2 separate regions of the Homo sapiens genome follow, and region 1 is linked to region 2. A link is an interaction called in ENCODE POLR2A ChIA-PET data of the cell type or tissue named here. Cell type or tissue: endothelial cell of umbilical vein. All regions are shown on one strand. Each heading gives the region's core, and the rest is flanking DNA. Links, peaks and the distances in the headings are about the cores only. Region 1 overlaps MYH9 (myosin heavy chain 9). Region 2 overlaps FOXRED2 (FAD dependent oxidoreductase domain containing 2).

Region 1 (5,369 bases), core at 166-5,165, 190 kb before region 2:
CTGCCCAGGAGGCTGCCCTCAACAAGTACCCTGTGATCCTGCCACGGGAGATGCCAACCCACATGCTTTGCGTCTGCATGTCTATGATGAGATGGGATATGTAGGAGGAGCCCCTTGAGGAAGATAGTCCCAGGGACCCAGCAGCCTTCTGCACACTGAGTTTACAAGACAAGAAAGCAGGTTTGGACACTGCAGAGAGGCTGACAAAACTTGAAGCCCAGTGGGTTCCTATTAGTTGGAAAATTCAACTGATTAAAGAAAAAAGCTCATTACAAAAGTAAATTTTTGGCCAGGCGCGGTGGCTCACGCCTGTAATCCCAGCACTTTGGGAGGCCGAGGCGGGCGGATCACCTAAGGTCAGGAGCTCGAGACCAGCCTGGCCAACGTGGTGAAACTCCGTCTCTACTAATAATACAAAAATAAGCCTGTAATCCCAGCCACTCAGGAGGCTGAGGCAGGAGAATCGCTTCAAACAGGGAGGCAAAGGTTGCAGTGAGCCGAGAGCACGCCATTGCACTCCAGCCTGGGCGACAAGAACAAAAATCTGTCTCAAAAAAAAAAAGGAAATTTTTTTCAAACTGAAAAAACTTTGTCCTAGGCCTTCTGATCAATTAACCATAATCAAAAGAAAACCCAGAGACAGGCCAGGCGCGGTGGCTCACACCTGTAATCCCAGTACTTTGGGAGGCCGAGGAGGGCAAATCATGAGGTCAGGAGATTGAGACCACGGTGAAACTCCGCCTCCACTAAAAATACAAAAAAATTAGCTGGGCGTGGTGGCGGGCGCCTGTAGTCCCAGCTACTCAGGAGGCTGAGGCAGGAGAATGGCATGAACCCGGAAGGCGGAGCTTGCAGTGAGCCAAGATCAGGCCACTGCACTCCAGCCTGGGCGACAGAGCGAGACTCCGTCTCAAAAAAAAAAAAAAAAAAAAAAAGAAGAAAACCCAGACACAGGAACAGCTCAGGCTTCATTACAGATCATACCCTCAACAAGCCTAAAACACAAACAGGCGACCCAACCTCTACCTGGCAAGAGGTTTAAGTATGAACTCATTGGAAAGGGTTCCTCTTTTCCATCTTCACACAGCTAATGCTGGCGATAAAAGCACTGCTGCTTGCTGGTTTTATGGGGGGGATGAGCTGAGCTTTGGTACGTGTACACCTGGGCAGAGCACTCAATGCCCAGGGTCTGCACTGTTCCATGCTACAGTGAAAGCAGCCCGCGATAGGGCCTTACTACATCCATGCATGGCTGTTTCTTTAAGACAAAGAAATGCTTATCGAGCCCAGCCTTCAGGAGGATGCTGGGTGGTCTTCTGGGACTGAAAACAGGATGCTAGGGCCCCCGCCACATATGCACCTGGTCCGGCAGCTGGGAAAAGCCCAGCCCACAGCTGCAGCCCAGAGCATCTCCTCTAATGGAGGCACCCACCCAGGCCTCCCAGGCACTGGATCTCAGCCTTGGGGCTTCATCCTCCGGGTGGCACCAAAAGGAAGGGGAGTTAAGACACCTCCACAACCAACACAGAGCTGAGGTGAGGAGCGGGTGCCCCGGAAGGGAAAAGCCAGAGGCAGGTGTGAGGTCAAAGCAAGCCTGGTACTCACTGGCTTCTCAATGAGGTCGATGCAGGGCTGCAGGTCGAGGCCAAAGTCGATGAAGTTCCACTCGATGCCCTCGCGCTGGTACTCCTCCTGCTCCAGGATGAACATGGTGTGGTTGAAGAGCTGCTGCAGCTTCTCATTGGTGTAATTGATGCACAGCTGCTCAAACGAGTTCAGCTGCAAGGAGAGAAAACAATGTCAGAGAGACGCCAACCCTGCACTAAAGAGGCCCAGACACCCCTTGAGAAGGAGGGTGGGGCAGGGATACAGGAAGGGCCTCCTTGGGCACCTCCATGCCGCTGCCTTTAGAGCCCGGATGCTCCTGGCCTTCCCTTTATCCACCCAGCAGTGGGCAACATTTACTCTTTGGAGCCAGTGACCGCGGGCAGTCTGGTAAAGCCTTTTCAGAATAGTGCTTTAAATTGCATCCAATAGATTACAAAGAAAGTAGTTATTTTGAAATATAATCATCAAAATATTGTGATCGAGTAATACATTGTTTTTTTTTTTTATTTTTTATTTTTTGAGACAGAGTCTCATTCTGTCACCCAGGCTGGAGTACAATGGCGCAATCTCAGCTCACTGCAGCCTCCGCTTCCTGGGCTCAAGTGATCCTCCCAGCTTAGCCTCCCTAGTAGCTGGGACCCCAGGCACACACTATGGTACATGGCTAATATTGGTATTTTTTGTAGAAATGGGGTTTCACCATGCTGCTCAGGCTGGTCTTGAACCCCTGAGCTCAAGCAATTCTTCTGCCTCAACCTCTCGAAGTGCTGGGACTACAGGTGTGAGCCACTGCACCAGGCCCTTCTATTTTTTTATTGAAGAGATGGGGCCTTGCTTTGTTGCCCAGGCTGGTCTCAAACTCCTGACTTCAAATGATTCTCTTGCCTCAGCCTTCCAAAGTGCTGGGATTACAGGAGTGAGCCACCGCACCCGGCCTCTGTGCTTCCTTATTAACAAGAACTAGCCATGGGCTTAATAACTTCCAAAATTTTGAGGTAGCGATGCATAAATGACACTACCAGATCTCTGCAACAACCGGAATGTAACACGAAAACATCTGATTTCTATTGGTGACAGATCACAAGTACTGCTAATACAACTGTGGTTTGTATAGTTTGTTCAGTTCGCAACTGGAAAAAATACATGATTTCAATGAGAGGTTAGTAAAAAATAAAGATGTAATTTTCTCATCCCAGCTCATGGCTCCTCTCAAACCTCCCGTGGACTCCAGGTTAAGAACCTCTAATCTACTGTAAGTATCGGTTTCCCTACTAGACCTCAAAGTTGTCATGGGCAAGGGAGATGTCTTATCCCGATGCTCAGGGAATATTTGCTGGAAGAATAAACAGGAAGCACCTGCCCAGGAAGCCTCCAAGAATGTGACCTAAAAGGTCCCATCCTCCCAGCCTGGACAACATGGCAAAACCCCATCCGTACAAAAAATACAAAAATTAGCCAGGTGTCATGCCACATGCCTGTAGTACCAGCTACTCGGGAAGCTGAGGTGGGAGAATGGCTTATGCCCGGGAGGTCGAAGCTGCAGTGAGCCATGTTCACACCACTGCACTCCAGCCTGGGTGACAGAGCAAGACCCTGCCTCAAAAAAAAAATAACAAACAAACAAAAGGTCTCATTTTCTCCAGCATTTCTGGTTGAAAATGAGCCCTTCTGTTTAGCTTAAAACACATCTAACTGAGCCTGGGCCACACCTGAGGCCCCATCTCTACAAAAAATTTAAAAATTAGCTGGGAGTGGTGGTGCGTGCCTATAGTTCCAGCTACTAAGGGGGCTGAGGTGCGAGGATCAGTTAAGCCCAGGAGGCAAAGGCTGCAGTGAGCTATGACTGCACCTCTGTACTCCAGCCTGAGTGACAAAGCGAGACCCTGACTTTTTTTTTTTTTTTTTTTGAGACAGAGTTTCACACTTGTTGCCCAGGCTGGAGTGCAATGGCGTGATCTCGGCTCACTGCAACCTCTGCCTCCCGGGTTCAAGCAATTCTCCTGCCTCAGCCTCCTGAGTAGCTGGGATTACAGGCATGCGCCACCACGCCCGGCTAATGTATTTTTAGTAGAGACGGGGTTTCTCCATGTTGGTCAGGCTGGTCTCAAACTCCTGACCTCAAGCAATCTGCCGGCCTTGGCCTCCCAAAGTGCTGGGATTACAGGCATGAGCTACCGTGCCCAGCCGAGACCCTATCTTTTAAAAAAGAAAAAAAAAAAAACAACCCCACACCCAACCAAAGTCTTCATGCAAAGGAGATGGCCAACTCAGATCGATGCAGGACCATGAGAAGCAGGGTTCTTAACCAAGGATAAGGCAACCAACAGGCCAAGGAGGCAGCAGGGTGGGTAATGAAGGGCAAGGCTCACATCAAAGATCTCGAAGCCGGCAATGTCCAGGATCCCGATGAAGGAGGCGCCCTGCCTCTTGGTCTTGTCCAGAGCCTTGTTGATGCGCAGCACCAGCCAGCGGAACATCCGCTCATAGGTCGCCTTGGCCAAGGCCTCGATGGCAAAGTCAGCCTGCGGGGCACACCCGGGGAGCGTGGTGTCAGATACAAAGGATCTGAAAACCCTCATACCCTATGCCCCAGTAATTTCACTTTTAGAGTCCTCCCCCTAGAGGAACAGCCCTAAGTATGTGGGGGAAAAAAAAAAATCTTCGTACACAAATATGTTCACTGTGGTGTTATTTAAAATGATGAAAAGTAGAAACAACCTAATATCTAACAATATGGGGACAATAAACTTAGATCTTTTGAAATAAAATGAGGACACACTAAAGGATTTACAGAAAAAGTGATGCTTCAAAATAAGGCAGTGGTCTACGGCCGTACCACCCTAAATGCACCCGATCTCATCAAAATAAGGCAGCAGTCTACGGCCATACCACCCTAAACGCGCCCAATCTCATCAAAATAAGGCAGCAGTCTACGGCCATACCACCCTAAACGCGCCCGATCTCATCAAAATAAGGCAGTGGGCAGAGGGGCAGGGGGAGATAAGACAAACGATGAGCCAAGACTCGCCGTGAGTTAGTAACTGCTGAAGCCGCCTACGTGATGGGCACGTGGGGCTCTTTACACTCTCCCCTCTTCTTTGTTTTGCACATTTGCAAAGCTCTGTAATTAAAAGCCAGAAGGAGAACTAAGTTTAATTCTTTTTTTTTTTTAAGTCTTGTAGGAAAGAGCTGCCCAATGATATTCATCACTGGGAATTGTTTTCCTTCTCTCGATTTTTCTGTATTAAGAGTCATGTAGTATTTTTGTAATAGAAAATGGAGGTTTCTCCTTAATGGTCAGGGAAACGAACAGGTGGCAGGAATAATACGCGATGTCTTTTGAAAACAACAGTCTTGTCTTTCATGCAATGCTTCTGCACAGAAACAGCCGTGAGCTGTCAGTGTACAGTGAATGGGAGAAAGACTAACAAAATGAGCTTCCAAGTATTTTTGAGAGATGGGTTTGGCACCCTAAAAACCCCCATGGCCAGCACCATAAAAGAAACTAGAAACCCCGGAGAGAGGCAGAAAGCGGTCCGCACTGGGCGGGACCTCCACTCCAGGGGCAGGCAGGCACATCAGTCTGGCAGGAAGGAGCAAGCGCTGCTGCTCGTCTCTCAGCACACGTGGCAAGCCCAAGGCAGCAGGTGGTAGAGAAACAGCCGCTTGGCACAGGCTCGAGGATGGCGGGAGCCGCCACCCTGGCACCAGAAGGAGTTCAGCTACAGTGGCATCAAGTTCCTGCTTTTATACCAGACAGG
Region 2 (5,369 bases), core at 260-5,259:
GCTATGCAGCACGTCGGGAAAGCTGGGCCGAGGGGAGTAGGGTGGGGACGGGCTACTCACTCCTTCAACAGGATGACATCGGCCAGCACACCGAACATCTGGTAGAGCCCAGAAGCCTCATTCACGCGCCGCACGATGGAGCTGGTCAGCTGTGTGATGGGGAGCTCAGTGGCGGGCCAGGTGACGCTGTGGTGGCGGTGCTCCAGGAGCCGGTGAACAGCACGCACTGGAACAGCCAGAGGGAGGAACGGCACGCTGCACTTACCATTTTATCTCTGGTCACTGGGAGGGATGCCCAGGCCTCATTGACCCCTGAGAACGCCATACACACTGGTCTCCATGGCCCAGCGCAAACGCCTAGGTGGTGAACACATGAGGGGAGGAGATGGCAGCTGCCTTTAGAGCAGGGCCAGCAGGTATTTTCTGGAAAGGGCCAGACAATCCATATTCTCTGCTTTGTGGGTCATACACGACTCAGTGATGCTGCTCAATTCTGCCCCTAGTGTAAAAGCGGCCAAGACAACAGGCAAAGGAGTGAGCACAGCTGGAGTTGGTCTCCAGGCCAGAGTCCATCTGCCCCTGCTTCAGGCCATCTGCACGTGGGAGTCCCACCGGCCCCACCTCACACAAGGAACGTCAAGTCCAACACGGAGCCTTCCCCAGAAACCTCCCCCCCTTCACAGCTCTGTTTCCATCAGAGACGCGCCTACAGAAATCTTTGATTTCGCCCTCTCTTTCACAGCCTAAATCCATCTGTCTCTAAGTTCTTTTTTTAAATATTTTTTATTTTATTTTTTTGAGACAGGGTCTCGCTCTGTTGCCCAGGCTGGAGTGCAGTGGTGCGATCTCGGCTCACCGCGACCTCCGCCTCCTGGGTTCCAGGAGGAACCGACTCCCAGAATTGAGTCCAATCCTTTGCCCGTACTGTAAGACCCCTCTGCAGTGGTCCCTACACTTATTATTGTAGTCCTCTAACCTGGAATAAAGTCCACCTTACCGTCTTCATTTGTATTATGATTTTTGAGACAGAGTCTCACTCTGATGCCCAGGCTGGAGCGCAGTGGCACGATCTTGGCTCACTGCAACCTCTGCTTCCTGGATTGAAGTGATTCTCCTGCCTCAGCCTCCCAAGTAGTAGGGATTACAAGCCTGGCTAATTTTTGTATTTTTAGTAGAGATGGGGTTTCACCATGTTGGTCAGGCTGGTCTCGAACTTCTGACCTAAGCTGATCTGCCAGCCTCAGCCTCCCAAAATGCTGGGATTATAGGCATGAGCCACTACGCCCAGCCTGCCTTACTGTCTTTAAAAAGAAAAAAGAAATATAAATATTGAATGTCTTTGAGTGGCAGAATATAAAGATTACTCCCCGTAATTCCCTACATTTTCACATTTTTGATGCTCAGGCTAGGCATGGTGGCTCATGCCTGTAATCCCAACACTTTGGGAGGCTGAGGTGGGTGGATCGCTTGAGCTTGGGAGTTTGAGACCAGCCTGGGCAACATGGCGAAAACTTGTCTCTACCACACAAAAATAAAAACAACAAAATTAGCTGGGTGTGGTGGTGCACGCCTGAAGTCCCAGCCACTCAGAAGGCTGAGGTGGGAGGATGGCTTGAGTCTGGGAAGTCGAGGCTGCAGTGAGCCGAGATGGCGCCATTGTACTCCAGCATGGGAAACAGGAAGAGACGCTGTCTCAAAAAAAATAATAATACTAATTTTTTAAAGCTCAGCTGTAAGATTATGACTCCATTCTTTCAAATAGACTCACCTAACCACCTAACTGAATACTGTATGCCTCACTGAGTGAATTTCAACCAACACCCTGTCCTTCTCAGAAGGTTAACCACAGGAGCAGGAACATCTAATTTTTATTTATTTATTTATTTTTGAGACAGAGTTTCACTCTTTTTGCCCAGGCTGGAGTGCAATGGTGTGGGCTTGGCTCACTGCAACCTCCACCTCCAAGGTTCAAGTGATTCTCTTGCCTCAGCATCCCGAGTAGTTGGGATTACAGGCGCCCGCCACCATGCCCGGCTAATTTTGTATTTTAAGTAGAGGTGGGATTTCACCATACTGGCCAGGCTGGTCTCGAACTCCTGCCCTCAGGTGATCCACCCACCTCAGTCTACCAAAGTGCTGGGATGACAGGTGTGACCCACCGTGCCTGGCCACATCTAACATTTTAGACTCCTCTCCACAGAAAGGGCACCAGTTTGCTTTCTATGAAAGAAGAGAAGACCTTTGTAGAAAGTGTCTTTCAGGAAAGCTCCTGGGCCTTGGAGTTTAATTCCCATAATGGTGAGAAAATCACCAAAACTCTGAGCCTCAGAGTTTTACACTCTTGAGGAAAATGGAGATTTCACACCCACCTTTCGGGGTGCTGGCGGCCCTGCCAGGGTCGTGTGTTCAGTGCTCAGCCCACTGAAGTCACCCAACATGCGTGAATTCATCTCTCTCACTTCCTTTTTATTTCCCATTTACTCCTAAAATCACAAGTATCAATTTTTGGTTGGGGATTATTTTAGTGCAATAAATAGAATTATGTTTTTAAAAGATATTTTAGTATTTTCTTTGTAAACATTCTCAAGTTGGCAGAAAATTTATACCCTTGGTACTGAGAGTTTTGAAAAAGAACTGATATAATCCAATTACATTTTTTTTTTTTTTTTTGAGATGGAGTTTTGCTCTTGTTGCCCAGGCTGGAGTGCAATGGTGCGATCTCAGCTCACCGCAACCTCCACCTCCTGGGTTCAAGTGATTCTCCTGCCTCAGCCTCCCGAGTAGCTGGGACTGCAGGCGCACGCCACCACACCTGGCTAATTTTTGTATTTTTAGTAGAGACAGGGTTTCGCCGTGTTGCCCAGGCTGGTCTTGAACTCCTGGCCTGAAGCAATCCACCTGCCTTGGCCTCCCAAAGTGCTAGGATTACAGGCGTGAGCCATTGCACCTGGCCTACACTTAATTTTATTTTATTTTTGAGACCAAGTCTCGCTCTGTCACCCAGGCTGGAGTGCAGTGGTATCATCATGGCTCACTGCAACCTTGACTTCCTGGACTCAAGGGATCCTCCTGCCTCAGCCTCCCAAGTAGCTAGGACTACAGGCGTGGACTTTTACACTTTATCTGATACTTTCCTAAACATGTCGTCAGACCACAAAAACCTGTTGTCACTTCCCCAAGACAATTTATGACAATGAGCTACTGACAAGCAATCCCCTAATGCTTCTGGACATAGGAGTAGATTTATAAACCCTGGGATGCTGAGAGTGGTTCCGTCTGGGGACAGTTCTGCCTTCTCAGCTGGGCTCACCTGTGTATCGGAATCCGTGGATGAAGCCCCCAGCAGATTTCCGGTAGTCCACCGAGTGGCTGGCAGTACCCAGGATAAACAGACCCCGGCTTCCTTTGGATTCGTAGCTAGCTCGAATCAGCGGGTACTTCTTGCCGAATGCATTTCCCGAGTTAAGTCTGAGGGACCTGTCAGTGGAAAGGGCTGTTCATGAAAATAGCTGCTATGTAAGAGGCACTTATTTATTTAGTTAGTTTTGAGATGGAGTTTCGCTCTTGTCGCCCAGGTTAGAGTACAATGGCGTGATCTCGGCTCACTGCAACCTCTGCCTCCTGGGTTCAAACTATTATCCTGCCTGAGCCTCCCGAGTAGCTGGGATTATAGGCTCCTGCCACCATGCCCAGCTAATTTTTGTATTTTTAGTAGAGACCAGGTTTCACCACGTTAGCCAGCCTGGTCTCGATGTCCTGACCTTAGGTGATCTGTCTGCCTTGGCCTCCCAAAGTGCTGGGATTACAAGCGCGAGCCACTGCACCCAGCCAGGAGGCACTTATTACAGTGGCACTTATTACTGGCACTGAGTGCCTTAGATTTCTCGTCTCATTTAAACCTCACCATGACCCCAGGAGGTGGGTATTATCATCTCCATTTAAGAGATGAAGTCGGCCAGGCGAGGTGGCTCACGCCTGTAATCCCAGCACTTTGGTAGGCCGAGGCGGGCGAGTCACAAGGTCAGGAGTTCGAGACCAGCCTGGCCAACACAGTGAAACCCTGTCGCTATGAAAAAATACAAAAAGAGTTAGCTGGGGGTGGTGGTGCAATGGCTGTAATCTCAGCTACTCAGGAGACTGAGGCAGGAGAATCGCTTGAACCTAGGAGGCAGAGGTTGCAGTGAGCCGAGATTATGCCATTGCACTCCAGCCTGGGCAACAGAGTAAGACTCTGTCTCAAACAAACAAACAAACAAACAAACAATGAAGTCAGGCCAGGCACAGTGGCTCACGCCTGTAATCCTAGCACTTTGGGAGGCCGATGGAAAGGAGGGTCTGGACAGGCACACCAGCTTCTCCTTTGTCTTTCTGCACCCTGGTCAGAAGACAAGTGAAAGACTGGATGCTGCTTTGATACCAAACCTCCCGAGGTAGTCGGCAGCAATGTTTAAAATCTAGGCTTCATAAAATAGCCCTTCAAAATACAATGATAAATAACTTAAGCAACTAACATTTTATTGAGCACATAATACATGCCAAGTACTTTCTTTATTTTAAGAGATAGGGTCTCATTATGTTGCCCAGGTTGGAGTGCAGCAGCTATTCACAGGCATGATCATAGCACACTGTAGCCTTGACCTCCTGGGCTCCAGTGATCCTCCTGCCTCAGCCTCCTGAGTAGCTAGGTACTCATCACTGCACCTAGCTCCCAGCACTTTCTTTCCTTTCTTTCTCCCCTCTCTCTCCTTCCTTCTCTCCTCTCTCTTTTTTTGTTTTTGAGATGGAGATCTTGCACTGTCGCCTGGGCTGGAGTCCACAATGGCGCGATCTCGGCTCACTGCAACCTCCACCTCCCAGGTTCAGGCGATTCTCTTGCCTCAGCCTCCCGAGTAGCTGGGATTACCGGCACGTGCCACCATGCCTGGCTAATTTTTTGTATTTTTGGTAGAGACGGGGTTTCGCTACATTGGTCAGGCTGGTCTTGAACTCCTAACCTTGTGATCCGCCCACCTCAGCCTCCCAAAGTGCTGGGATTACAGCATGAGCTACTGTGACCAGCCATCTCTTTTTTTTTTTGAGACAGGGTCTCACTCTGTTGCCCAGGCTGGAATGCAGAGGCATGATCTTAGTTCACCACAGCCTCGACCTCCTGGGCTCAAGTAGTCCTCCCACCTTGGCCTCCTGAGTAGCTGGGACCACAGGCATGTGCCAACACACCTGGCTAATTTTTGTATTTTTTGTAGAGGTGGGGTTTCACCATGTTGTCCAGGCTAGTCTTGAACTCCTGAGCTGAAGTAGTATGCCTGCCTTGGCCTCCCAAAGTGCTGGGATTATAGGTGTGAGACCATGAGCCACTGCACCTGGCCTCT

The links. Peaks named below come from ENCODE experiments on the same cell type or tissue, not always from the same donor. Only the 100,000 strongest peaks of a DNase experiment are listed, where the experiment ranks them.
Region 1: POLR2A ChIA-PET joins it to region 2 with 6 read pairs; 10 of 35 experiments call an interaction of 5 or more read pairs at or near these places.

What each region holds. Positions count from the first base shown.
Region 1 is chr22:36,312,540-36,317,908 of GRCh38, forward strand. It overlaps MYH9 (myosin heavy chain 9), which reads right to left. Exons shown (of 41, transcript NM_002473.6): 12 at 3,978-4,130; 13 at 1,606-1,779. Among named protein-coding and RNA genes, the nearest start is that of MIR6819, 28 kb to the left of the region's middle. In endothelial cell of umbilical vein, for the core only: no CTCF peak of the experiment used is centred there; a DNase peak (open chromatin) is centred at 2,962; H3K27ac peaks cover 1,920 bases.
Region 2 is chr22:36,497,931-36,503,299 of GRCh38, forward strand. It overlaps FOXRED2 (FAD dependent oxidoreductase domain containing 2), which reads right to left. Exons shown (of 9, transcript NM_001102371.2): 5 at 3,311-3,477; 6 at 61-226. LOC105373020 (a long non-coding RNA gene) reads left to right here. Exons shown (of 3, transcript XR_938226.3): 3 at 1-69. Among named protein-coding and RNA genes, the nearest start is that of FOXRED2, 6.4 kb to the right of the region's middle. In endothelial cell of umbilical vein, for the core only: no CTCF peak of the experiment used is centred there; no DNase peak of the experiment used is centred there.